Regions from separate parts of the Homo sapiens genome. Here region 1 is linked to region 2. Evidence: chromatin loops called from intact Hi-C (ENCODE). Cell type or tissue: endothelial cell of umbilical vein. All regions are shown on one strand.

What was found. Peaks named below come from ENCODE experiments on the same cell type or tissue, not always from the same donor. Only the 100,000 strongest peaks of a DNase experiment are listed, where the experiment ranks them.
Region 1: a loop joins it to region 2, with 3 times the contacts of the local background. A loop is called at or near these places in 2 of 110 quality-filtered maps.

Annotation. Positions count from the first base shown.
Region 1 is chr4:65,651,016-65,653,515 of GRCh38, forward strand. The region is part of intron 1 of EPHA5 (EPH receptor A5); the gene reads right to left. Among named protein-coding and RNA genes, the nearest start is that of EPHA5-AS1, 18 kb to the right of the region's middle. In endothelial cell of umbilical vein, no CTCF peak of the experiment used is centred here; no DNase peak of the experiment used is centred here; H3K27ac peaks cover 189 bases.
Region 2 is chr4:65,501,409-65,503,908 of GRCh38, forward strand. The region is part of intron 3 of EPHA5 (EPH receptor A5); the gene reads right to left. Among named protein-coding and RNA genes, the nearest start is that of EPHA5-AS1, 170 kb to the right of the region's middle. In endothelial cell of umbilical vein, no CTCF peak of the experiment used is centred here; no DNase peak of the experiment used is centred here; H3K27ac peaks cover 1,677 bases.

The DNA.
Region 1 (2,500 bases), 150 kb after region 2:
CCCACTATTGATTCAGTTCTCTCCAGTGATCTGTGAAGGGGATCTGCAAAGGAAGGGAATTTAGGTAGAAAATATTAGTAAAGAAAACTCCTGACTGCCTTTGATGTTGCTGGGAATGGATGTATTTCCTGGAACTGATACAGTCATCGAGAGAAAATAAGTAGAATCAGCAGGGGAGCAAAGCTTTCAGATTAAGGTTGGCAGAGTGAAGGGATGGGAAGTATCTGGTTCCAAATTATATCATAGAGTTGTTAATCCATCTAAACTTGAAACTTGCCTCTCTCAGGAATTGCTTTTATGTGGGAAAAATCAATGTTGTTGCTTAATCCAGTAGGGAAGTTATTTGCTGTTATTTGAAGAGGAAGACATACTAACTGATACAACTTGTAAGTGGCAGAGCTTGAAGGCAAACCTATGTCTCCGTTCCAGTGTCTATTCTCCTTCCATGATGTTAATACTTCCAAAAATTGTATTCACAGAATTCTAATGACATTTAAAAACTAGTCACTTAAATTTTCACATTATCTTTGAAATGATTCCTAAAAGAGATGACTTTTATTTTTCCTTTAGCTTAATATTATGCTTAATTGTTTACTGCAAATAATGAGTGCCTTTTTTATTTCAAAATATTTTCATCTTTATTTATTTTACCCCAAAGTATTTTTCATCACCACAAAGATGTTATAGACATTGCTCTTCAAAAGTTAAGCAGTAGAATATTCATACCATAAAGCATATGACTATGATGGAAGCAAAAATCAATCCGAAATGTATACCAAGTGTTTTGAATTGTTAATAGCCTAAAAAAGTGTAAACCCAGGGAGATGGCAGAAAAGAATTCAGAAACAGTATCCACTGGTTCGTCTGTACAAAGTGTTAAGGCAGAGCTCATACAGTAGTCTACTGACAGCTAAATTATGACTAATGAGCAGTCTGCTATATTCACAGAACATATTGCATGAAAAGAGCAACACCATATGGTTTTCGGTGGCTACCTTGTCAGGTATGCTAACCAAACTTGTATAATCTTACATATTGTTTTTATTCTAAAAAGAAAAGCCAACATTAGATGATATAAGAAGCTTGAAAATCTTTACATCACAAAATACTTCACATAAAGCAGCTTAATTCCACCCTACTATGTATATAGATAATATGAGGCTGTTTCTTTCAAAAACAAAACATTGTCAAGTCCTCACTACTGGAAATAAATGTGCATATTCACAATTCACTTTGGGAATGCTTCATTGCATAGAGAATACTCATTAGTTCTATGGTTCCAGTTCTGCTACTGTGTGACCTTGAGGAAATAATTTTACTTTGAGGGCCTCAGTCCTCAGGTCTGTAACATCAGTGACTGAAACTAAAATTATATGTTTCTGTACTTAATATACATTATATCACTTAATCCTAACAATTGTCTTTTAGTATATTATTTTGCCCATTTTACAGATGAGGAAATGGAAGTTGAAAAACACTAATAGGGCAAGAGCCCAAGGTCCCAGAGCTAATAAGCATATAGCTGAAATCTAAATCCAAGTATATCTAACTCCAAAGCTCTTTCTCTTGTATCTATATCATACTCGCCCCAACGTTTGACTGGTGAAATACAAAGGTTCACTCTTTTGAACCACTTAATCCTACATATCAATGAATTTTATGAGATCAATTACTGAAAATCTTATGTTACAGAAGCCAGCATCACCATAATGCTTCAATTTTATTGTATATCAGATGAAAATCTTCAGGCATATCAATCTAAATAGAACAGACATTAGGTTTTCCTGGAAAAATCACATTTTCTAATCAAATTTTCAAAAATAAGTTACAAGATTCCAGAAAGCAAATGAGAAAGCAACAAAGTAATAATGAACCCTCTTTTCTTATTTTTTTATTTTGTTACTCACTTTGCTTTAAGCATGTTAATGGGGGCAAAATAGGATAGCATTTGTCCTAAACAGGCAAAAGGTACACTAAAAACTACTATATTAAAATAGAATTTAAAAAAATGTAAGCAAAGCTGATTCTTTGTTTTGAAGGGATGCTTACCTTAGTTCTTAATTACCCCTAATGCTTAAGTGAATTATACCAAACTTAAAAACAACCTATATAATCATTAGCTTTCCAGACTTCAGGGGAGGATAAATGAGGATTACAGGAGACAGAAAGTCACACAAACTCATAGTCTCTATTTTAAAGTGATGGCACATACCAAAAATAAACAAACAACTTGATGACCTAGTACTCCTGATGTAAAAGGAGAAGTGACCCAAATTTTTGCTGACATTCATGTCAGCCTTGCAGTTTAGTCAAAATTTAATATTAATGTAAACCCTACATAATGATTTTTATCTAAAATTTTTAAATCTTTGGTTAATGTTTTATCATTAAAAACTAGTCAAAATATAAAGTAACACAGACAAAAATACTAACAAAGTACAAATATTGTGCCAAATGATTTTAGGTGGCTGATCACAAACATTTTAGTACTCAGAACTAA
Region 2 (2,500 bases):
CTTCAGGATGCAAAATCAATGTATAAAAATCAGTAGCATTTCGATATATCCATAACATTCAAGCTGAGAGCCAAATCGAGAATGCCCCATTCACAATAGCCACAAAAAGAATAAAATACCTAGGAATACATTGAACCAAGGAGGTGAAAGATATATACAAGAATAACTACAAAACACTATTGAAAGAAATCGTAGGTGACACAAACAAATGGAAAAACATTCCATACTTATGGATCAGAGGAATCAACATCATTAAAATGCCATACTACGCAAACCAATGTACAGATTCAATACTATTTCTATTAAACTACTGATATCATTTTCACAGAATCAGAAAAAACTTTTCCAAAATTCATATGGAAACAAAATGCGCCCAAATAGCTGAAGTAATCTTAAGCCAAAAGGAACAAAGTGAGTGGCATTACATTACCCAACTTCAAAATACAGTATAAGGTTCCAGTAAGTGAAATAGCACGGTACTGGTAGAAAAACAGACACATAAACGAATGGAACATAATAGAGAATCCAGAATAAAACTGCACACCTACAACCTTTTGATCTTTTACAAAGCCAACAAAAATAAGCAATAGGGGAAAAACTTCCCATTCAATAAATGGTGCTGGGATAGCTGGCTAGCTATATGCAGAAGAATGAAACTAAACCCCTACATTTTACTATGTACAAAAATTAATTCAAGATGAACTAAAGACTTAAATTTCATGTCTCAAACTATAAAAATCCTAGAAGAAAACATTAGGAAACACCATTCTAGACATTGACTTTGAAAAAAAGAATGTATGACTAAGTCTTTACAAGCAATTGTAACAAAAACAAAAATGAAAAGCGGGATCTAAGTAAACTAAAGAGCTTCTGCACAGCAAGAAAAACTATTAGCAAAGTAAACAGACAACCTGCAGAATGAAAAAAAATTGCAAACTATGCATCTGACAAAGATCTAATATCCAGACTCCCTAAGGAACTTAAACAATTAAACAAGCAAAAAAAAAATATATAGCCCCATTAAAAAGCAGGCAAAATACATGAACAAACACTTCTCAAAAGAAAAGATACAGTCAACAAACATGAAAAAAATGCTCTACATCACCAATCGGAGAGATGCAAATCAAAACCACAATGAGATACCATCTCACAATAGTCACTATGGTCATTATTTAAAAGTCAGAAAACAACAGATGATGGTGAGGCTGTGGAGAAAAGGAAATGCTTATACACTGTTGGTTGGAATGTAATTAGTTCATCACTATGGAAAGCAGTTTGGAGATTTCTCAAATAACTGAAAACAGAACTATTACTCAACCCAGTGATTCTATTACTGGGTATATCCAAAAGAAAATAAGTTGTTCTGACAAAAAGATATATGTGTTCATATGATCAGTGCAGTACTAATCAATATCAATGGTGTAGTATTAAATAGCAAAGGCATGAATCAACCTAGGTTTCCACCAATGGTGGACTGGATAAAGAAGATGTGGTACAAGTACCGCATGGAATACTACACAACCATAAAAAAAGAACAAAATCATGTCCTTTGCAGCAACATGGATGTGACTGGAAGCTATTATCCTAAGTGAACTGATGCAGGAACAGAAAACCAAATACAACATATTCTCACTTATAAGTGGGAGCTAAACTTTGTGTACCCATGAACATAAAGATGGCAACAATAGACTCTAGGCACTACTAGAGGGAAGAAGGAGGAAGGAAGTTGAGTCAGGGATGAAAAGCTAACTGTTGGGTACTATGTTCACTACCTGAGTGATGGGATCATGGTATCCCAAATCTCACCATCACGTAATATATCCGTGTACCAACAAACCTGTACATGTAACCCCTGAATCTAAGAGACAATTTGAAATTATTTTTTAAAAATGTCTTCTCAGTATGAAAGTTGTTATTAGGTTAAAACATTGATACAATTAAAATAAATTTAAACTACGAGCTCTAAAATTTGGCAACGTCTCTTGAATAATATCAAACAGAAACAGGAAATAGGTCCTACTTGAGAATCTAGGGTTAACTGGCTAACTAGAATGTAAGTTTAAATGATTGAAAACAATAAGGCTAATTGTAACATTAGAATATTACATAAGAAAAGGACAGGAATACTATTGAAAAATCATTAAATCTCTCAATACAATGTATTTTTAATTTATGCTCACCAAATATTGGCAGAAATTCAAAGATAATATAATATTTATAAATGAAACATAAAATAAATTTGGTTACATATTCATTCATCTACAATATGTAATAAATCAGAATTTCCTGCCATGAACTGTACTGAACATGGAATATACAAATATAATTAAGACATTTTTCTTACCATTGTGTCATTAAATAACTTAGTTGTGTGGCAATCACTTATACATTACCCGTCACATATTTAGAAACACACTAATTGCTTAATGGTGTTTAATATTAACATACACATTTTTAAAAAGTCATTCAAGACAATTTTAATAGCATTCATGTGTGTGAT